Regions from separate parts of the Mus musculus genome. Here regions 1 and 3 are each linked to region 2. A link is a loop called in an ENCODE intact Hi-C map of the cell type or tissue named here. Cell type or tissue: left cerebral cortex. All regions are shown on one strand.

Region 1 (8,000 bases), 80 kb after region 2:
TGGACCTTTGGGGGACACTTCCATATTCCACTTATATACACAGTGTCAAGCCAACTTGAAACAGAGCTTAGACCAAGCGTGATTTGCAGTGCTATTTGCTATCACACAACTGAACAAATGCCTACAACTGTGCAGTACATATTTTGAACAGAAATCTTAGTGTATGATTTTAAATAATTAAAACCTAAAACATTGTTACAGAAGTTATGTTAAAAAGAATTTCAAATTAGGATAACATTTACTAACTTCTTAACAGTACCTTGAGAATTTGGGGATGAGAAATGTGTGTTCTTGAGCTTTTTACGTTTAAATAGAAAGATATTTCAAGATATGCCCTCAACTACATATTTTGGTGGGGAAACTTACCATCAATGAACCAGAGAGAAAATATTGGTAATATTGGTAATACATCATTTTGGAAAGAGAGATCCAAGATGGATTGAGCCCAGGTGTGTGGTGTTGCAAGAAGGTCATATTGTATAGGGATACTGTATATATCTTAAAATACAGTCACAATTTGGAGTCAAGTTAGGACTACAAGAATCAAATCTTGAGTGGAATACATCACTACTTGTAACACATGCAAACATTCATGCTCATTTCTTCTTTAAGAAAACTAAGATATATATGAATTACTGACAACTCTGAGAACTAGCATTATTCGGAGCAAAAGTAATACATTAATGAAAATGGAAACAACAAAAAAGGAAGCTGACGTAGTAATCAGACGGGAGAGGCACATCAATACTCTGGTAGTAGAATGAAAGCAAGGGGCCTGAAGCGACCAAATTTATAAGCTGGCCAAAGATGTGGGTATTCAGACACACAGCAGATGGGCACAGGATCTGAGTACAGAAATAAGAGTAGCTGATTAATTCTGCTGTTTCTGATTGAATTTGCTCTTTCTCTAGGGATTTAGAGCTGCTTAGAGTAGAATGGAGACTGAGAGACCAACTACTTTTGGGGACAGCTCAATGTCATTTTCAGCACCCTGACAGATGGTTACCAATCTTAGCTTGAGCCATTCCATCCCTTTCAGGGTCTCTGGGACCCAAAGCTTCCTTATATTTAGATGACATTCCCTAACATAAGCCATCCTAGGCCAAGCCAGCTGGTGCACAGCTCGTACCTGCGCATCTCAGCAGCTATTCTGAAGTCACCTGGAAGAATCATTTTTCTCCTCTTTTATGTAACCAATTTCTAAATTTTGAAATTTCCCATTCTTCTCAGATTTTGTGACTTTACAGTATTATAGTGTCCAATCTGTCCGCTTGTTTCCTAAATGGCCTGTTTTTCACATTCTAGCCGTGTCCTGGCTACTTCTATTTTGTCAGATCTGTTTTTTAAAACACCTAAACCAAGTAAGTATTCTCACCTGCTAAATCAGGAGTGCTTCTCTCTGTAAATAGGGCAAATAATCTATTAAAATTATCACAGTTTTTTCTTTCTTTCTTTCTTTTTTCTTTTTTAGTAGACAGATGGTCCATATTTGTGGTCATGTGGTAGCAAGTTACTGTTGTATAACAAATGGCCCCAAAATTTAACAACTTAAACACTTATCATCATTGTTTCTGATTTAGGCATGTTTTGGGTGGGCTGTTCATTGTCATGTGTATGTTAGGGTGTTGGTTGGAACTCTAGGGCCTGAAGATTGATGGAAACTACATGACAGCTTCTAAGCCATTTTAAGAGTAAGAAAGCAGACCAGAGAAAAGTGTACATATCCATAGACATTGACAGACATAGATATATAGTGAGGATCAAGAGAGAAAGGGGTACGGTAGAGTAGTGCTATCCATCTACCCATCCACCCACCCACCCACCCATCCACCCATCCAGTCATTCATTCCCTCAGCATCTTCCAGATGTTTTGAGTCATTCCAGTAGAAGCACTAGGCACTAAGATGAACAAAAGGTTTCTCATCCATACTGACCCTACAGACCACAGGGTGCCATGACAAAGGGAAGGGGAATGAAGTTGGACATGAACTGAACTGGCATGGAGACACCTGATATAATCAAAGTTACATCACTTGATATACCTGGGCTTTCAGCTATAGCTCCCTTGCTCTTGGTAAGACAGAAACAAGGGCAGGGAGGCCACAGCAGGAAAGGAAAAGCAAATCTTTTAAGTTCCAAAATCTTTTTAAAAATTTAGTAAACAGCTGCCAGTAGATCCAGCTTTTGCAAACTCCAAACCCAAAATAATAATAATAATAATGATAATGATAATAATAATAATGTAAGAGTCAATTTTACTGCCCTAAAGATCCAAGAGCTCAAATGACCAGGCTGCAGGGCTAAGGCATCAGGGTGAATGCCCTACTTTCTATCCCAGGACCCAGCTTGTCAGTGGGAAAAGGGATAAGCTCTACCAGATGATAGATGCCAGCCTATTTTCTACTTTCTCTTAGAAGCAGCAATCTTTGAAAGCAAATGTCCATCTTCTTCTACCCATTTACATACATTCTTAGCAGTGTGATGGATAAAGATCAACCAAGTTACCATGTCTGTGTTTCTCATGGTGCCAGGGTTAGTGCACAGACTAATGGCTAGAGCCAGCTGGGACTGGATAACTGAGTGAACCAAGACTGCATCTGTTCCATAGACAATCATGAACTGGATAAAGGCAGACACGTGCGAAGCCTCTAGCCAGTGGTCCAAGGTCAGGGTGGCTGAGGACTGACTGGGCCAACTGGGTCATCAGTACAACAGCAGTGCATAGGTGAAGGGCACAGAAGTAAACTCGTAGCCACCATGCAGGAGTGACAGGCAGGAGGCTGTAGTTAACTGGCAATGCGTTATGAAGATCAAACCAAAGCCCGTGAGCCCTTGCACACACAGGACACAGGGAATCCTGAGAGTGCAGCTAGGTCATGCCATGTTTGCCTTCAGAACTCCCACGCTAGCTGAGTGCACAGGAAGAGCATGGGCAGGGGCTGACTCTGTGAGGATTGATTCAGACTGATTATCATTCTCTTGTCTTTCCTAGTGTCACACTGTTGTTCCTAGTCATGCTCGAATCTGTGCCACACAAGGAAAGTGTCTTTCCTCAGACTGTAGAAACCAGCCCTCAGCAGAATCAAGGCATACGAAGTAAAACTCAGTACAATTGAAATGTAGTATTAACACCCCAGGCCTTAATAACAAACCACAACTAACTGATTCAGTATTTAACATATAGAAATGCCTCCCCCATGTGTATGTGCCTACTCAGTATTCCTGACAGTTATTAAGAACTTTATGTGGAACTGGGGAACAGGTTAATATTTATACAACATGGTGACTCATACTGCTGCGTGCAGCCGCCCTCTGCTGGAAATGGGCAGTGGTTTCAGGGCAGCCACTGCAGCCAGGCTGTGTGGGTGGCTTGATGCTTCTAGAATCTTCCTACTGCTTGCTCTTCAGATCCACAGTGATTCTGTTACCCATGGAAACCTCGTAATCAATACCTTCCTCTTTCTATGTACTGAACAGAACAGCTCAGCTGAGTACTTCTGTAAAAAGATCTTCAGTGGGTCAGAGTAGGTGCCCTGAAGGCAGACTGTGACTGCCGGAGTTGAATCCAGCTGGTACACTGACCCCTGCCTTGACTTGTGGGGAGCTGCTGAGCCTTTGTCTTTCTTCATGGGCAAACGGCCAATCTACTAAGAAGCCTGCACACACAGCTGCAGGCTGGCTAAGGCTCATAAAAGCCCTGCATATCATAGTTACTCTACAAGGATTTGTTTTATAGGGTTTCTATATTGCAACAACCAAATAACTGACTGAGAGTGTCTGAAAAACTTTTCAATAATGAGCACCAGCAAGTAGGAAATCCTGGTTATAAACAAATAAAACAGTTGTCATTAAGTAACTTTGAATTTGGCTGATGCATACACGAGGCAGATTTCTTCAAGGACAAACATTTGTGTCTATAATCTCTGGTAAAAGTGGACCAACCTGGCTTCAGGCATGTTTTATTTATTTAAAAGATTTAAAATTATTTTATGTGTATCTGTGCGTTGGCTGGATGTATATCTGTGTACCACACACATGCATGTTGCCTACAGTGGCCAGAAGAGGGTTTCAGATCCCCTGAAACTAAGGTTACAGACAGGTATGAGTTACTATGTGGGTGTTAAGAACTGAACCCAGAACCTAGGAAAGAGCAGTCAGTGCTCCTAATCACTGAGACATGCTTTCGGCTCTTCAGGTGTTTTTCATGGGCTGGTCACACATTAGAGAGGCTGGGTAACTAGCATTTTGAATATTTTGTTGTATTTAAATGTTTATAAAGTGAGAAATAATGGAAAGGATTAATTACCCTTTAGTACAATTATCCACCAGTTTTTTAAAAAAGAAAGCATTACCCAGGGAGGCAGGGTGGTGCTCTTTGCTTGCACCACCATCTCGTCCTGGAGATCTTAATCGATTCTTGAAAAGGGAATGAACACCCTTTGCTATCTGCATCCTGGCTCAGTTATTAAGAATGAAGCAAGCTTACTCCCTCCTTTTCTGTACTTAGGGGTTATTGTCCAAATGTGGTTTAGGAATTGATGGAATTTGCCTCGGAAGTAAACTGTGGTGGACCTGGCACCACCCATCCTCCCCTTCAGGAGTTCCATTTAGTTTTTCTGGCCGTGCACCTGCTCCGAATAGCAAGGGAAGTGACAAAACTTACCAAGCCGAACCTTGACATCAAACTGGAAACATTAAGAACAACAAAAAGTCAAGGCAGTGAGGCACACTCCTGCCAACCCTTCCAGGCAGTGAGATACACCTTAAATCTATCCTTGGCCCTTCTTTGGAGAGTCTCACTTAACTCTGACAGGGTCCCTGGCTTCCTCCTACTTATCAACCACAGCTTGTCAGTGCCAAAACTCACCTCTATTCCTTAAAGAGCACTTGTCTGCTTGCAACACAATAAAGGATTCACAATGAGAAGGGCAACATTTATTCATTCAACAAATATTGATGACCTGATGGGGCAGATAACTGAGCTAGTCAGCGCGTAGGTAGCAAACATAAGGCTATAGTACCCCAGCTAATGGTCTTCCCACATGTCACTGAAGGAGTGTCAGTTCTCAGCATTTTACCTTTAATTTTAATTTTTACCTCTAAATGCGCTTTAGGAGGCTACCCACAGCTGATGACAAACAGTGTAGCCAGGCATGCCAGAACTGTTACCAGCAGAACTTTTGGCCGACTGTAGCTGGCAGTGTTCTCAGTAGTGCAGTTCATGCCTGGTGGGTGTAACTAGGGTATAACGAAGTCACTTTGAACTCTTTTGCTAACTAAATAAGCCAAATAAACAAATCATGAAATACTGATTAGCAATGCAATATTTCATGGCATGGGAAGAGCTTCGACTTCTCCATCGGTGACAAGGAGCAGCTTCTGGAAGGAAGGTCTGGAGAAAACAACTGACGGGGAGCTCCGAGGAGCCCTGAACACGTCACTCAACAGCACTGGCGTTGACACAGCTGCTGTGGTCCAGCAGTCACTCAGTGGAGAGTGGCAAAGGGTGGGCAGGCAGGCAGGCCTACTTCTTCATCTCCAGGATGGCACTTCCAGGCCCACGGTTCTTAGCACTACAGATGTTGCAGTATTGTGCAGGAGCATTCTGCAAACAGTTTAAAAACATGGGTTAAAAAATGTCTACCTTTACATTCAGAAATGTGATTCTGTCATCATCCAGGGAGCCGAGGGCTCTGAAGTGATGGAGCATCGTTCCCGGCTCCGTAGAGGATGCTTTAGCTCAGACAGGACACATGCTTCTATGACTCTGCAGCTCAAAGGACACAAGCGAGGCGGTTAGACCGCTCAGTTAGTGAAGTACAAACATGAGGGCCTGAGTTCAAGCCCCAGAACCCATGGTCTAAAGGCCAAAAAACCAAAACCAAACCAAACAAAAATACATGTGGTGGCACATGCTTGTAACCTCAGTGCTGTCCCATGTAGTCATGGATCCTTGGGCTCTGGTCAGCCAGCCTAGACTACATGCTGAGTCCTCGGTCCCAGAGAGCAGACCCTCTTGCAAATGGACATCTCCAGGGAAAGGACATCTGAGGTAGTCATCTGGCCTCTACATGTATGTACAAACACATGCACATGTACACACAAATGCAAAAAAGGGGTGCAGTGGGGGGCATCACAGTAGAGCCAGCTTTGTCTGGCCAGGATAACAGAATCATGCCACACAAGGCAGGCCAAAAACCCTCCACTGATTTCCAAGTGTTTTCTAACACACAGCCCACTGCTCAGGCGTCATCAAGCCAATAGCATGAGTTCACACAAGTGGGTATGCTTTTATGTGAACTATAGTACACTGCATCTGTCACATTTGAAAAGTAAACAATATACTTATGTGATAAAAAAAAAAAGAAAGCTGGCTTCTGAGAGGACTCCTTTTTTTTTTTTAGTTTGTTTTCTATGCTTTATTTAGTTTGTGTGTCTTTTTTTTATTTAATTTTTTTATTACGTATTTTCCTCAATTATATTTCCAATGCTATCCCAGAAGTCCCCCATACCCTCCCCCCCCCACTCCCCTACCCACCCACTCCCACTTTTTGGCCCTGGCGTTCCCCTGTACTGGGGCATATACAGTTTGCGTGTCCAATGGGCCTCTCTTTCCAGTGATGGCCGACTAGGCCATCTTTTGATACATATGCAGCTAGAGTCAAGAGCTCCGGGGTACTGGTTAGTTCATAATGTTGTTGCACCTACAGGGTTGCAGATCCCTTTAGCTCCTTGAATATTTCTGAGAGGACTCCTATACCCCATTCAGATACCAGAACCCACAGATACGCAATTCCTTCTGTTCTGGTTAGTTTTTAAGTCTTTCCCCTCAACTTGACACGAGTTACAGCCCTCAGAGATGAGGGAAGCTCAGGTGAGGAATTGCCTCTACTACACTGGCCCAGTCCATGGGCGCATCTGTTGGGGCATTTTCTTAATAATTGATGTGGGATTGTTAAGGCCTGCAGTTAGTACCACCAGTCGGCAGATGGCCCTAGGTTCGGAACAAGAATGTATCCATGTTCTTCTGTGGTCTCTACTTCAGTTCTTGTCTCTATATTCCTGCCCTGGCTTCCCTCCATGATGGACTTGGAGGCAATAACTAACTAACTAACTAAATAAATAAATAAATAAATGGAAAGAAAACCCCCAAAACAACAAACAAACCCCCAACCCTTTTATGCCAAAGTTGGGTTTTTGTTAGTGTTTTTCGAAATGAACAGAACGAGCAAACTAGAACACCTTTACATACAAAGGCAGACAGCTTTTGGATATTACCCATATGTTTAAAACATCTTCGGTTACTTACAATACCAAATACAATGTAATGCTTATAAACAGTTTCACTTTTGTTTAGGGAATAAATAAAAAAAAAGGAAAAGTGTACATGTTTAAGACAGGGCAGCTTTTCCTTAGGACTGCTGATGCGAGGTTGCATGGATGCAGAACAAGGTAGCGTCAATCCATGGATGCAGAACCCAGGAACTAGGCAAGATGAAGAGGAGCAAGTGTCTTGTGTAAAAGAATTAAGAGATAGGATGGTGGGTTGTAATTGTGGTTGCTGTGATTCCATCTTCCTTTTTCATTTGGCAGCGGATGGCTGACAACTTACCATGCTCGGCATAGGCAGGCACTCCTTGTGGAACATGTGCCGGCAGTGGAAGACCACCACGCTGAAGGGCTTCGCTGCATCTGCAAGGGGCAGTGACAGAAGGAGCAGAACTCAGTGCACCAGGCAGATCAGGAAAGGTTAAACCAGCCTGAGAGAATTTCCTAGCAACAGGCTCCATTTGACAGGGCTTCTTTACAACAGGCCCTGGAGTGGGGAGGAGCCTAAGCACAGAGCGGGTGTAGAACCACCTGCCTATGAAGTACAATTGACAGGCTACTTTCCTGGCCTCAGCATCACTTACCAAGATAACTAATGCAGCACAATTTCACAGCAAATGTGATGTTTATTTGAAAAAGTAGAATATGTGTGTCCCTGTATGTGTCCTGAG
Region 2 (8,000 bases):
CTTATCCACCTCAAAGAAAAGCCATACAACCCACTTGATAGATTTATGTATCATCACATAAACAAAAACACTCATTATCATAAAAAGACTTTTAAAGAGTAAATGAAAAGGTAGAGAAATATTTTAAGCCTTAAAATTAGTAGTATCATTGCCCTAACATATAACAATATAACATATAACACTGTGAAAAGGGAGTAATAATATGAAATTTCACAAAGTGAAAATGTAACAGTTCCATTCCCAAAGTGTAAGCAAAACGCATTAATAATAGACTACTTTTCCCAGTGATACATCCAAATGTTATTACTGGGTGTTGGCTAGTGTCCCATGGACTGATGGAAGAAAACAGAGGTATAAATAGTCAGGAAGCTATTCAGCCATAAGAATAAGCATATTTTTAGAAATTGACCTAAGGTCATAATTAAGATTGTGCACAAATTTTCTTCTTAGTCTTACTGGCTTACATTTATATGAAGAAACAACTAAGAAATGAATATACAAAAGTGGAATTCATTAAAGTCTGTATGCTCCAATACGATATTCAGTCATTTATGTGCTGATTTAAAGTATGTACATGGATGGAAGACTGTTCACAATTATGAAATGAAATAAATGGCTTGCCCAACTGCGCAGTGTAAGCCTGTTCAGTTGTATGGACATGTGCATATGAATGTGGAATGCCTAGCAGACCAAATGCCAGACAATAGTAAACACTCTGCACTCTATCTTAGCCAAAAGGCTGAGAACTGAGGAGTAAAAGCTCTAAAGAACAGAGAACTCTGAGATTCCTAATCTGTTGGAGTTAGTTCCTGCTTACATGTAAATTTCACTCTTCTTCCAATGAACTTTAACTAACTTTTCATAAGAAAAAAAAAACATACTTTTTAAATTTGTAGAAAGCTGGACGTCATCTCTAAGAGTCATTACACAGTAAGGCACTTGCAACCCAACTATGCTCAAGCCCTTGAGGGGAGCAGAGCTGAGAAGAAAGACAGCCTTCTTTAACAGCATAGGCCTTATCCCAGCAAGGAGCAAAGGGTCTGGGGAACACGTCTGGCATTCAATTAGTGAAATGGGCTGTCTGCATTGGGAGAAAGAGACCAAAGAAGTAGATGAGGGACCAAGTGGGAAATCCAACAAGCACAGTTGCCACATGGGTTCGGCTGGGCCGCTGCATTCCCTCCTGCCCACCACATCCCAGTGCCTGGCCAGGTTCAAACAGGGGACAGAACCCCTCCTCTTAGACCCTTGGTGTCTCAAGTCCTTTTTGCAGTACAACAAGCACAGTACATAAGCAATGGTCTCAGGGAAGAAAAGAAGAGACTTGAAGCCCTGTGAAAGGAACCATGAACTCTCAGTTATAGAAGAGTGGACACTATCCACAACTGCCAACATAATATATACATTTGGTTCAACGGTTCATACAGGCCAGGACACTGTCAGAGACATTACAGTTCCCTTCATTTGTTTGGACCATATTAACAGCTGGTGACCTAGATTAATATGTGAAAAAGCAGACCATATCACAAAATTACTTCACAGATGGAAAGCCGAGTCGGCGAAAAGCCACAGACGAAAGATTTAAGTGATTATGTTAGGGATGGGGGAGGGGGGACTACAAGTGGGTGAAATAAAATGTGGGGAAATGACGACAAAGTCTTGTCCAAATCTCGTGTTTGGCAAACATCTGCTATCTGGCTATTATCTGGAAAGCATCGGGGTGACGGAAGGGGACAAGTAGCTTGGCTAATTCCGCTTCCGAGGGAGTGGCAGGAGGCTCCTGGAGTTCAGGATGAGCTTGAGTAGATATTAAAAGCAATACAATCCTCTTACAGAGCTGGGAAGGTGCATGTGTGCAGGGAGGGAGGATTGCATACAGCCACTGAACCTGAACCTGGCAGAGTTCCTGCTCCTGGGCTCAGCCTTTGGGGCAGCTCAGAGTGGGGGTAGGTCGAACTTCTAAGGAGGGTAAGTGCTGTCAGAGTGAGGAATAAGGACAATCTGATTTCCAGAAGGAGAAGAAAACACCAGACATCCTCATCCCAGGGACAGAAATTAATGCCATACGAAGCAAATACAGCTCAATTTACCACTAGCCCAGGTTCACTTTCAAATACAAGGTTCAAGCTCCAGTACAAACGTCCTTTGCTTGGGACGAACGAAGACTTCATAGGAGGGTCAGATATAGTAATCAGGGACACTAGGAAGCCCAGTGCCTGTAAAATGCAGAGAGAGAGAGAGAGAGAGAGAGAGAGAGAGAGAGAGAGAGAGAGAGAGAGAGAGAGAGAGAGAGAGAGACTGAGACTCGACTATCCAGAGCTGGGCTAGCTATGGATAACATTCCTCCGGAAGAGACATAAATTACAATACCTAATTTACAAACACTGCGACCTCAGCGCCTCTGATAGGAGTAGGTTTTGCTGCTTCTCAAGCAGAGAAATAAGCATTTTGTGCAGAGATGTGCAGAGAACTCTGAGGTCGAGGTTGTTTGTTTTTGACCTTCCAGAGGGCATTGGCTTCAAAAACCAACACGGATACTTAGGGAGAAATGAGCATTCTCTGGAGCTCCAGTTCACCACTGTGCTAAGGTGTTGGTTGTTTATTATACATCCCATTGGTCCATGCACATCTGGGGTGTCTTCTTTGCTTAAGTCGTTCGTTTCGACCGACTTCACTCAAATAGCCACAACACCCCCACCCAAGAAGAGATGCGACAATCTCCCTCCCGGATCTGCGGTCGTGGACGCCTGAGCTGCTTGCGGGAGAGCTTGAGCTCAGGAGGTGCGGGCGCGGAGAGATGGAGGCGCCCAGGGACGTGGACCGCTCCGGGTGCAGCCAGAGAGCAACTGCACCTGCCACCCCTGGTCCCGGGAGGCGTGCCCAGGAGAGTGGCCACCCTGGGCGGGCTCTGGGAGTCTATAGCACTCAGTGCCTGGAGGGTCAGGGGTCTGCGGGTTCCCGGCGAACCCACTGCGGGGCCGAGCCCACGCTGCCTGAATGGATCCTGCCTGGCTGCAATCGTTGAGAGCAGAGACAGGGGAGTCCTCCACCCGGCGCTTGCTCGGGCTCCGCAGCGCGCCGCACCTGAACCCGCGGCCCTGCAGCGCAAGGCCAGCACTGCCATCGGCTCCCGCACCTCCTCGAGTCACCTGCCCCGCATCCCGCTGCCCTCTGCTGACCTTTTCCTGCGCGCGGTTGAGGCGCTTTTGCACGTTTTTGGCGAAGATGCCCGTCTTGATGTCGGCCATGGCTGCTGCGGTCCGCAGAGCTGGAAGAGCAGAGCGCGCAGCGAGCCGGCGGCGGCACCGAGGAGCCCAGGAAGAGAAGGAGGAGGAGCGGGGGGAGGAGCAGCTGAAGCGTGAGGAGCAGAGGAGGCAACGGATGAGGGAGGGGCGCGGCGACAGGACCGGTTTAAAGAGATAGAGCGGATGTGCGGCCACTAGGGGTGACAACGCCACTAGTGAGATGCATGGAAAGAGAAGTCAAAGGCCAAGTGTCCACCGTGATGGAGGAGGTGGTCAAGAAGTGATAAAGATGGAAGACGTTCCTCAATCCCAGGGCCTTGAGGCAGCTAGGGGTGAGAGAGGGCAGGGCTAACAGGACGTTTTCAGGGAGGAAGGTCGGAAGACTCTGATTCTGTCTCCCCAGTTAAAGAACAGGAGGAGGTGGGGAGGAGTCTGTAAGGCTCTAAATCACCAAATGACTGCCCCGTCAAAACACCTTGAGTGGAGAAGGAACGAGTCCATCCACCCTCCAGAGGCTCAAACCTGTGGGGGATGGGGAAGTTAGGAGAGGATGAGGCTGGAAAGTCCCTGCAGGGCAACTTGCCAGAGAGAAAGAGTAAAGAGATCACTGTGAGGCTTGCCAGTGGGAAAGGCCATGTTCAGAAGGGTCAGCTTCTACACACAAGTGCTGCACTTTGCCAGCTCTCAGACACTGTGGCACAACAGTTTTCCCAAGAAATGAGACCAGCAGTCCCTTTGTCGTTCTTTGAGACAAAACTCTATGTGATCTTGCTGACTAAGCCAACTGTCGCAAGCAAGAAAGGTAGAGACAAGACCTGAAGTGAGTATAACAAGTCACAGTTTTATTGTGTTGAGAGTCAACATACAAAGCTCACACTCTAAACTGCTAACTATGGTCTTAAGCCTATCTCTCCATGGTTGCTCATCTGTGCCACCAACCTTAGCTAAAGGACAGGTCCACTCTCTAACAGTAGTCTCTGGTTCAACCGGGGGCCGACTCTCCAGCCACATGACAGATCAAGGTCTGTCTTGATGTGCAAAGCAGAGCCTTGCTCTTGGTTTCTGCTTATATTCCATCCACTGGGCACCATCTAGGCCTGTGCCAGGTTCTCTTGAGTGAGTGATGTCACTGGGTTCTGGTTATCAGGTACAGCCTTGGGTATAGTGGAGTTCTTGACTAAGCTATTTTTCCATGCCTAGAAGATTTTTTTTTCCCTATGCTCATTACAATGGCTGTCCTGAAACTTGCTATGTAAACCAGGCTGGTCTCAAACTCATACAGATCTGCCTTCCTCTGCAGATCTGTGGGATTAAAGGTGGCCCCTTTTGACAGTCTTAACAGAAAGATGTGGTCCTCTGTGCACCTGGCAAAGACAAGGCGGCAAAGGAGCTCCAGAAGCCTTTGACAATGGGCAGAGTCTTCATTCTCAGGTTCATTCAGGGTTCCATGAGTAGAGGAAGAGAGGTGGCATCTGACAATCACAAGTCAGAGGTTGAGCAGGCACCAAAACAGGGGAATATCCTGCTCCCCTTCTAAAGTTACTTGGGTGTTCCCTTCGCCCAAACCAGTCCCTAGTATCACTCTTCTGTGAGCTATTGTTCCAGTGACTTGGGTATGGAATGATGCTGTTGCTACTTGACTGCATAAGATGTGATGTAAGCCCAGTGTGCCAGCTGGAGGGCTCAGCTTTGGCAAGCTAGGCAGACTTCATACTCTGTACAACCCTCTAGAGCCAAGGAGGAAACTCAACTGCCCTGATATTAAAATTAAATAAAAACAAACTAGCAATGGCTATGGAGAGGTCACGTGCAAAGGGAAATGTTTTGAGTGCATTGGAGAGGGAAATACGAATGTCCCAATTATTCAACCACCTTTCTGGCTGAATACACACACACACACACACACACTACCAAGCCCTGCAGAAGAGCTGACCAGTGGATCCCAGTCCAGAATACAGAATGATAAATAAACTCAATTGTTTCATAAACAGTAAGCACCTTGAATACCTAATCTATTTCCATGACTTTTCCTTAGGATTTTATGCCCAATTTGCCTAGTAATTAATTGAGTCCCAGGACACAAGACTCTTGATGCTAAAATTGGGAGGCATTGGGCAAAGCAAGAGGGCTTGCCCCCCACCCCCATTTGGATCATTCCACATAAACAGAAGTTTACCTTATAGAGAAATAAGGAGAACACCCATTTTTGCACTTGGTCAACATTCAAGGACAATGACATCTCAGAAAGCTGGGAATTTTCGTAAGTTCTCTCTAGTGAAGGAAGAGGGATTAAGAACCTCAGCTCTGCCCTGAGGTGCTGACTGTGAGAATACAACCTTAACAATGACAGAAAAGACCAGACTGCACTAGAGTTTAAGTTCATGGTCACTCTTACAGTATTAGTGCCTGCACCCTCTCTGCTATGGCAATGAGCTTACCTCAACTCCCTCTGTAGATAGCAATATTCTCTCATTACAAACAGGAGAGAGTCGTTTCAACTGTGAGCTATATTCTTCCCAAAGCTATCAGTCCTCAACAGAACCACCCTTTATCTTTCTTGCAGTTATCTTCCCATCGAATTCTTGGACCTCAGCGTATATCACCTGAAATAAAAGGTCAAATTATTAATGTTTCTCATTATTTGGGTGTCCAATTCTAGCTCTGTACCTGGAGTCTTGTAATTTCTTGGTAATTTCATCTGAAAGGCATGGTGTGTATGTCATGTCAAACAGTTGTTAGGTGCACACTTATCACTCTGGAATGCTGACCAAGCACTTTAGCTGGTACTTAGGTTTTGTAAATAGTTGTTGAAAATCCCTAGACCAATCATGAGCTCTCTTGCCAGGCATGGTGACAGAGATCAGAGACACTCTTTAAGAATCGTGAGCCTGGGATTCCTGGATTATTTTCCAGTTTCACATTAAAACTTTACCTCTGACTCTGCCTCCTCTGTCACTCCCTCTAGGTTTGATGCTTCTGCCTGTGGTAGAACAGTTCTGGAATGTCATTAGCGGCTTCCCTTACCACAGGAGGTTTCTGTCAGTGGGACCATAGCTTTAATAGATTTCTTGTTGTTCTGTGGTCCCTCTCCTGGAGGACACCACAACTGCAGGTGCTTTGACCTCTGTTGGTACAGGATGGTTAAATATTAGGTGGGATGTGTTTGCCCCATCTAGCTGTGTAGCTTATGTTAATTTCAGTTGAGTTTTGAGTTCATTGTGTATACATTTTGTGGATTGAGAGTTTGTTATTATAAATCTGACTGATAAATTACAAGCCTTTAGAGTTTTGATTTTACTGGGTTACTGGAATTTGTGACAGCTAACCACAGGGGGTAGATGGCTGGGAATGTGAGCAAACTACGCAGTAACAGAACAGCTAGATGGGTGGTCACTGCTTGGGGTTAGCCATGGAGGTGGCGAGGTTACAGGGGCCAGAGAGTAGCCGGTGCTAGTGCGGGATGGTACCTTTTTTAATATTTCCCGCAACACAGATCTGAAAGATAATAATTAAAGTGTTAATTGGTGTCAACCTTTAAAGAGCTTTAGTACAACAAATAAAAATTATTTTCTGTAAAATAAAACAAAACAATACCATCTCTAAACCTGGTAAGAGGTGTATCAATGTTTACAGAGTAGATGAATCTGTTTTACCAAATATTGTAATGCAGGCAAAAGAAATCTTCAAACTACGTGAGAAGGTGCAGCATGGTAGATTTCCCATTATGCTACAGGAACAAAGAAAAGTACGTAGGTCAAGTTCCAGGTCTTCAAGCATTTTATGTTGCATAGTGGTGTCTTTTTCATAATCGTAAGACTTAAATATTCTAATAACATGAGCATCTTGTTGTAGAGGGTGTTGGATGCCCAGAACCACCCGTGAGGCCAGCCCTTTACTCCACAAATGTCCCCAGTGCCTTTCTCAGAACCACAGAACGTCCTATAGCAGGTGCACGGTAATAGCACAAGAGGGTCTCAGAGGTTTCTTGTAATAGTCAAGTGGTGAGACTGTGCTTTTACGCATACAGTCTTCATTCTGACACCACTGGGAATGACCATAGTTTTCTAACTACTTACGTCTTTTCTTCATATAGGTAAACCACTTTATTCTCAACCAGTCAAGGAAAAATGCCACTTACCCAACCAATTATAGCTTACTGTTTATGAAAATTTAACCACAATTCTTTCCAATTTCTGAAGTAAACCTACATATATAATTATTTTATATCAACTTATCCTGTACTGTGAGACTATAAAATAGTTTTCAATATTTCTACAAAGTTTTCAAAAAGGTATCCCTTCAACTCCAGTTCTTCACCCATAGAATACAGAATTCCATACCCAATCTTTATTTCTGGTTCATGTTTCTTCCTTCTAAATTGGGTGATGACTCAAAATGTGGATTATGATAGGTTTTTATAATGGCCAAAATCAGTTCAGAATCATAGTTATCACAACTCTTTTTACATATGTTTAATAACATGGACATTTGACAGCTCCTGATTTATAAAGTTTCATCAATTTTGCCAAGACCCTTAGGGAAAGAAAGGCCTAGATGTGCTTTATCTTCACCTGGCTGTTTGTCAGTACTCAACAGGTGTTATGATTCTGTATTCGTTGTGACTTTATTAGTTACTTCTTATTAATTACACATTTTTGATGTCCCTTCATAGGTAGTTACAATAATATTCTATCTACTCCCTCCGACAAGCATAACAAGAATTTTGATCTCATTCAAGTTATGGTTATCTCTTGT
Region 3 (8,000 bases), 90 kb after region 2:
CACCACTGGGTATGGGAGTGGGTGCAAGCAAGCATGGCTCCCCACAGCAACCACACACAAGGACCTGAATTCCCCTGCAAAGCCCTGGATGACGACAGCTAGCTGCAGCCCTCCTCAGTTACATGACAGGACACATTTGGGACCCAAATGTGGGACCCAAAAGCACCCGTGGCTTTCAGTCTCTGTAAGATGCAAGGCTTAGTGATTTTAATCTTCTTACGTCTACTTTGATACTACTTGTGGAGGGGCTTGCCTCCATTTTCATCCTTTTTATGAAAATGTGGTACATTTACACAATGGAGTACTACTTAGCTATTAAAAACAATGAATTCATGAAATTCTTAGGCAAATGGATGGAACTAGAAAATATCATCCTGAGTGAGGTAACCCAATCACAAAAGAACACACATGGTATGCACTCACTGATAAGTGGATAATAGCCCAGAAGCTCGGAATACCCAAGATACAATTCACATACCACATGAAGCTCAAGAAGGAAGACCGAAGTGTGAATACTTCCATCCTTCTTAGAAGGGGGAACAAAATACTCATGGGAGGAGTTACCGAGACAAAGTGTGGAGCAGAGACTGAAGGAATGATCACCCAGAGACTGCCCTACCTGGGGAACCATCCCATAAAAAATCACCAAAACCAGACACTAACTATTGTGGATGCCAACAAATGCTTCCTGACAGCCTGTTATATCTGTCTCCAGAGAGGCTCCACCAGTACCTGACAAATAGAGGTGGATCCTCGCAGCCTACCACTGGACTGAGAACAGGGTCCCCAATGAAGAAGCCAGAGAATGGACCCAAGGAGCTGAAGGGGTTTGCAGTCCCATAGGAGTAACAACACTATGAACTAACCAGTACCCCTGGAGTTCCCAGGGACTAAACCACCAACCAAAGAGTACACATGGAGGAACCCATGGCTCCAGCCGCATATGTAGCATATGTGGCCTTGTTGGTCATCAATGGGAGGAGAGGCCCTTGGTTCTGTGAAGGCTCTATGCCCCAGTGTAGTGGAATGCCAGGGCCAGGAAGCATGTGTGGGTGAGTTGGAGAGCAGGGGGAGGAGGGAGGAGATAGGGGGGTTTTCAGAGAGGAAACCAGGAAAGGGGACAACATTTGAAATGGAAATAAAGTAAATATCTAGTAAAAAAAATAAAAAGGAAATAAAAATGTGTCTTAACTCTATAGGGATCCTCCTGGCCCAACACTGGCAAATGCTAGCTTTACAGATGTGCTTAAGTCTAACTGTCCTGTCAGATTCTCCTAAAAATGTAACATTACTTTTGTTTTCAGCTGGTGTATGCTGCCTGGTTGGTGGCTCAGTGTCTGAGAGATCTCGGGCGTCTAGGTTAGTTGAGACTGCTGGTCTTCCTATGGGGTCTCCTTCTTTCAGCTTTTCCCTAATTCAACCACAGGGGTCACCAGCTTCTGTCCACTGGCTGGGTGTAAGTATCTTTCAGCTGCTTGTTGGGCCTCTTGGAGGGCAGTCATACAGCAGAGGACTGCCTGGTCTGGCCTCAGTCAGAGAAGATGCACCTAACCCTCAGGAGACTTGAGGCCCCAGGGCATGGGGAGGGGTCTGGTGGGGTGAGGTGGGGACATCCTCTTGGAGACAGAGGTGGGGTGGGGAGGAGGTATGAGATGAAAAACAGTTAGAGGGCAGACCAGGAGGGGGATAAAGACTGGATTGTTAAAAAAAAAAATAGAGAGAGAGAATAATAGAAAAAGAGAAAATAACAACAAAACCAAATTTAAAAAAGTTATGGTTTTTATCAGAAGTCACTACAGCATACAGAAAGAAGAAGAAAAAGAATACAGCAAGAAAGTTATCTACAAAATATTGATGCTGACAAGCTTTCAGAAAATAGGTCAGTAAGTTCATGAAGCTGCTGTCCTCCAGCATCCAACTAATCGGCTCAGTTCTAGCTCCTCTGGTGTGGGCTCTGGAAGCACTGTGACACTCTCCAGGGCACACCGCCTGGGCAGTGACAGATCAAGGGTACAGCCTGTGGAACAAACACAGGCCACAGGCTGCAAAGAAAACAGAAAGCCAAGGACAAAGCACTTTCTAAGCAGGTACAACCTGCCTGCTCACAGACAGAATTGGCTAGGAACACTGACAGTTGTCAAGAACCTATAAGAAGGAAAGGGACAATGATACTTCTTGCCTAACCTGATCAAAATCCAAGGGTCTACACCAAAGAAAGAAAAAAAGAAAGAGAGAGAGAGAGAGAGAGAGAGAGAGAGAGAGGGAGAGAGAGAGAGAAATTCTAAATGTCACTGTCATGACCAAGTATGGCAGCAATCAGAAGGTAAGAGTCCCTTGGCAACAGTCTGACTCAGCTCCAGCAAGTCTCAGGCAAGCAGGGAGCCAGTGTGTTAGACAACAGTATACTGCTGTGCGAGCGCTCTCTTTTCCGTGCTGCTTTCCCTCTGATGTCACTTCCAGAAATGAAATCAGTTTGAACTGTTAAATAAGAAAGAGAAGAGGTAGGGTTGGTTCATGTATGGAGCTGACACAGAGATGGGCTTCATTAAGGAAAAGGGCACTGCAACCAAGGAGCTATGATCGATCGGGAGAGTAGGAGAAAGGGTCAGGTCACTCTATCAGCGACTACACGTGTGGAAGATCAAGGGGAAGGAGTGGCTTACTTCCAGGCATGGGACGGGGATGGAGAGAAACATGAAAAATTCCCAAACAAAGGAAAATGTCTGACTTTCGTTTCCTTTGGGGAGGTGGTGAAGTTCTTCACTACGTGATTTTAGTGTGGACTGTCCACCATGGAGGAGCACGGAGGAGCCAGGTACCAGGACAGAACATGCAAATTAAGAGCTGTGAAATCACAGCACCATAGCTGACCTTCCCAAAGACAGTTTGCAGGCTGTGGGGTCTGGCCTTTCAGAGTGATGAGTGCATTAAAGGGTCTGACTTATGGGCTAACGGAGACATCTCTGTATCTATGAGATCTCACCATCTGCCAATAAGAGTCTCATGATTATCAACCTGGCTTAGCAACACTTCTCACGTAAGAATTCTCTCCAAGATAAACTAGTGCCTTCCCTCAACTTCATAATGCCATTTCTATCTCAAAAAATATTTATTGACATTGCTCAGAAGGAACAATATTACCTTTTTAGAAATCCTTCCTTATGGAAGGCCCTTCTATTGTCCCCAGATTATCTACCCGTAAGGACCAACCTTTTTCCTCGTCCTTTCAACCGCCCTTGTTCCTCTGCACTTTCCCTTTGTCCTTTGTTTAAAGAAGCAAGCCACAACTGCAATCAATGGTCCACATTCCATGAGTAAGAACATCCTTATGGCGTCAACAACTGACAAGAGACCTTAGGTTTGCTCTGTATTTTCCACCTGATTTCTCTATAGCACATCACCATGGATGATAATCCCAAGTAAATGGAAAATTCTAGCCCCCACATATATTTCACAAAGCAATAAAGAGGCACATATCAGAGAAATCATTATGGCTCTGCAGAGACAGCTGCTGTGGGGGCGGTGCTAGAACTATGGCCAAGTTTCTACAGCTTTTATTTGAAAAGACTCTCAACTTGCCGGCCTTGCCTTATTCACTTTGCATGTCCTTAGAATGCAACTGGCTGCCAGCTGCCTAGCATCCGAGCCCCATGGCTCTCCTCACTGCAGCCTGGCCATGGCCACTTCACTCTTGCTGGATTATTATTACCAAACGTGACTAAGCCCAGACAGAAAAAATAAAGGGAAAGATAACTATTTAAGAACTAAATGAATCAAGGAAGCGATGGCTGGCTGGTACAAGCCACCTGCATCACTCAAATGTCGTGATAAGATCAAACTGAAATAATATGTAAAGAAAGAAATCCATTTGGTCTTAAAAGCTTATTTTAGGAATTTGAGAGTTTAAAATCCATCTTAGGAAAAATACAGAAAGGTTAGATAATTAAAAGTGAAAAAGAAATTTGTCCCTCCTCTAAAAAACGATGAACAAGAAAGTCATCCATTTCTGTAAACTGATTTGTGTTTTCAATTCTAAGTAGAAAACTACTGGGGAGCTACAGCAGCAAGGCTGAGAAGAGGGAAATACCTTTGCAGATCTGCAGAGGGCTGCGTGCCATGGGGGAAGAGGACTCATTCCACATCACTTGCTGACATGCACAGGGCCAGGCCTCTGCTTACAACAGGCACTCAGAGGTACAGTCCAGGGCTGGGTCCCTGTGCCTCCTGCCTCTTTAGGAACAAGTTCAAACCGGCTGCCTGTCTTTCTCCAGAGGTGTAGTCATGAGGGAAAAGCCAGGAAGTGGTTCTCATTGGCCGAGCTTTGAGGGATTATGTCTTAGAGTTGATGCAGTCCTGGATGAAAATGGTCTGGCATTTCCTCTGCTGGCCTGAATTTAAAACTAGTTCAGTATCGTACCATACCAATATGTCATTAACCTTCTGAAGTCTCAGTCTTCTACTCTGAGCAATGGGGCTAATGATAATTTTAGACCCATTATGGACCTAAAATGTCTGTCAAAAACAAAGTGGTTAGTGACAAAGCACTGATTTCCATTTCCCTAATACCCTCAGTATCTGAGGGTGTGAACATGCTCAATTCTGTTACCTTTCAGAGCTGTCAGGTTATAAAGTATGAAAAGGTCACATGGCAAAAGCTGCCGGAGTTTCCCATAACTACTCTCCTCTCAGTTAACTGCTGACCCGCAGTATCTCTCACGCCTTAAAGAACTCTAGGTCCTCAATGCACAGTCTGTTTGAGAAGGAGACTGAGACAGTACACAGCAGCACACCTGACCTCTGTGTGAAGACTCTTCATATCATGCTTTATATCACACACAGCATCCTTGGAAACTCATAGGTCTGTAATATCACCCTCAAACTTGGGGGATCTATGGGGTTGAACTCTTATTATTAATGAGAACATAAATTATAGCTTTATGAAACAAACAAAGACCCATACAATGAAATAAAAGTATGTCTGTCAGGGAACAGCAAAAGGCTCCAGAGACCTGGGATATTTTTACATGATCCCCCAAAAGGTTGCTTAGGCAAGTAGATAAATAAATGGCTACTAATAAAAATTAACAGTCAACATACACGGGGAGGAAGATGGTGGGAGGGAGGGAAGGAGAGGGAGAGGGACAGGGAGAAGGAGAGGGAGAGGGGGAAGAGAGAGGGAGGGGGAGGGAGAGGGGGGAGGGAGAATGGAGAGGGAGAGGGGGCAGGGGGAGGGGAGTGGGAGAAGGAGAGGGGGGCAGGGAGAGTGGGGCATGGAGAGGGAGGGGGTAGGGGGAGGGAGAGGGAGCAGCGGGTCAGCACTAGTGTGGTTTCCCTGGCTCTGCCCTTCCCTCTCCCACCCTTTTCCTCTGAGTAGTAGTTTTTCTACCCAGTGGCTGATGAGTAACAATGGCTCTCTGAACCCATTGGTAAACAAATTCTGGGTCTCTTAAAATCAGCACCCAACTGCATATTTACAGAACTAAGGAAAAGCTCACTATATATTTGTAATTAAGAAGATACTGGTACTATTTTAGAGGACCATTTTTATGTTAAACATTTGTTTTGTATCTAATGCTTTGTATTTCGGCTGGCTCAGCACTATGCAAATTTGTTCATAGAAGTGAATGAATAGTGAGACTGCAGCAGGGCGTGTGAGCTCCCATAGAAGAGCAGAGTGAGGGACATGCCAGCTGCCTTTGCTGGCATCAGCGTCGAAGGGAGGGACTGGCAACACAAGCATGGTTTCACCCCAAAAGCCCGGCTCTAAGCACCAGTCTAACCATCCTACTATCATATACAGATGCTACCCTAGCCTCAGACACTGCCGTACGTTTAGACTTGCTGTCTCAAGCATATTCTGCTATATACCTCCCTCAGTAAGAAAGGGCCCACAAAGCACAGGACACTGTCAGTCTCACTCACAGGGGATTAAGGGCATTACAAGGTTGGCTATGGCACCATTTCCCCCAAAGCGGATTTCCAAGCCTGAGATGTTCTGCATACCTAGGGAACGGCATAAAGTAGGCACTTCTCTGATCCCTGCTCCTCCCTATTGGCCAGTTCTTAGATTCTTGTTCTCTTTCCCTTTTTCTTTCTCCCTCAGATCATATCCCTAGGATTATCTGAAACCCTCCAAAGGCTTTGGCATAACTACCAGCCTAAGATTAGGCCTCAGTTCTCTGGCACATACTTCTTAGGTAATCCCATCCCCTACATAGTGCTTCCAAGTGAAGGTTCTGGACTGTCTACCCCAGTCTACAGAAAGAAACCTTCTCCTTTCACGCTGTGCCTTGCAGTCACACCACAGTTCCCCGAGGACCACGAGGATGCTGACATCTCCTCTGTAGTCCCCTTGTCTGCACCAGCCATTTCTTAGAGTCCGTTTGGTTAATTCCACAGGTCCAAGCTTCTCAATTTCTCACCTAACTCAACTCTGACCACCTCTATCCCCACCCCACTTTTGAATACCTTCACTACAGCTATGAGGATGTTATCTGTCCTGCAGGTTGTCTCGCTGATTCTTGGTGCATCATCCTGAGTTCAGCAGGCCGTCCTTTACCTTGCACCCTTCACAGTGACTAGCAATCTGATCTGATTTATCTACATCATAATGTTCTTCTTACAACCTGTATATTGTCTCTAGGAAAGCAAGTTCATCTATTACAGCAACACTTTCAAGTGATCGCAGAAAGAACAGTCTGCATGCAAATGAATTTTAAATAGTTTCAAGTATTAGTGAAGCAACTAGGATTCTGAAACATAGTCACTGTTCAATTCTATTAAAGAAAAAAGGTTAGAATACTTAGTAACTAGCATATTAACTATTTATATGAGAATATGGGTTCTTTTTTTCTTATCACAAATTTTGAGCTAATAAAGAAGCATTATTGTACCAATCAGACAAAAGCTGATTAGATCCTGTGCTTAAGTGTGTTTCAGACAACAGAGTCCTTCAATGGCTGCAAAATTATTCCGAGTGCTTAAAGATGTACTCTAATTAGTTACAATATTTATTTTCTCTAAGAAAATTTTTGTGGCCACTTCAAACAGTCTTTGTAACTTACTCTCATGTCTTCTTCAGTGCTGTGATCTATTTACACATAGTGAAAAAGCTTCCTGAAGTGGAGAAGTTTTTCAGGTTTTCTATTTCAACAGGTTTCCAAATATCAAACTGCAAAGTGTAACAGGCATCCAAATGGCCTGCAAATACTTATGTAGAAATGAACTCACTCACTCACTCACTCACTCACTCACTCACTCACTCACTCAGATGGTCATGTGTGTTAGAATACTTACCTGCAAGTTATAATCTTGCAGAATTTTAACCAAGGAATCTCTCAAATTGGGAATCTCCATTCCTTCCTTAATTCGGTGGATAAGTAGAATCGGGTCCACATGTGTGCCAATGTTGTTCAACAAGCCAGTGATAAATGCTACAAAACACCAGGTTAAGACCAAATAACACATGTGCACTATTAGAATACACTTTGTTCACAATCTAAGTTTAGATCATAAGTAACTGAACCTATTCCTTTAAGAAATGTGTTAAAAAGTGTGAATTTATAAACTCTCAAGAACCAATCCTCTTTAAGTTTAAATTACACTCATAAGAACTAACTTCCTCTAAGACTAAAAGGAGAAACTGAGACCATCTTAGGAAAGTTAAATGGTCACTATTGTTCATGCCGCTTCCAAACTGTTTTTACTGTCCAAGAGCAGGTAGCAGAGAGGGCCTCTGGGCATCCTGATACTAGGCACGCTAATATTTTGCAAGGTGAGTATATACTGTGCTTCCCTTTTACAGACAGAGGACATGAGAGTCTTAACTTATCTATGGTCACAAAACTCAAGTTAGAACCCTGTTAGGTATCTTGTAGTTTCAAGATAGAAAGTCTTCAAGCTTGATTGTAGATGTAAGCTAATTACACGAGAATAGAACCCCCTAACTTAAGAGTAGCCACCATGACCAAAATCACAATAAAGCTGTAAGGAGAAGAGAT

Evidence for each region. Peaks named below come from ENCODE experiments on the same cell type or tissue, not always from the same donor. Only the 100,000 strongest peaks of a DNase experiment are listed, where the experiment ranks them.
Region 1: it touches region 2 in a loop (4-fold over the local background); 3 of 42 quality-filtered maps call a loop at or near these places.
Region 3: a loop joins it to region 2, with 7 times the contacts of the local background. A loop is called at or near these places in 3 of 42 quality-filtered maps.

What each region holds. Positions count from the first base shown.
Region 1 is chr13:18,863,725-18,871,724 of GRCm38, reverse strand. Vps41 (VPS41 HOPS complex subunit) reads right to left here. Exons shown (of 29, transcript NM_172120.4): 28 at 7,613-7,692; 29 at 4,914-5,605. The coding sequence ends at 5,525. Among named protein-coding and RNA genes, the nearest start is that of Amph, 81 kb to the left of the region's middle. In left cerebral cortex, a CTCF peak has its summit at 3,316 (motif pointing left); DNase peaks (open chromatin) are centred at 993, 3,038, 3,329, 3,621 and 1 more place.
Region 2 is chr13:18,943,681-18,951,680 of GRCm38, reverse strand. Amph (amphiphysin) reads right to left here and starts at 3,330. Exons shown (of 21, transcript NM_175007.2): 1 at 3,180-3,330. The coding sequence starts at 3,248. In left cerebral cortex, CTCF peaks have their summits at 3,445 and 6,334; DNase peaks (open chromatin) are centred at 1,881, 2,784, 3,364, 3,802 and 1 more place; H3K4me3 peaks cover 2,961 bases; H3K27ac peaks cover 2,430 bases.
Region 3 is chr13:18,853,958-18,861,957 of GRCm38, reverse strand. It overlaps Vps41 (VPS41 HOPS complex subunit), which reads right to left. Exons shown (of 29, transcript NM_172120.4): 25 at 7,297-7,433. Among named protein-coding and RNA genes, the nearest start is that of Amph, 90 kb to the left of the region's middle. In left cerebral cortex, no CTCF peak of the experiment used is centred here; DNase peaks (open chromatin) are centred at 2,380, 3,540, 4,139 and 5,655; H3K27ac peaks cover 1,470 bases.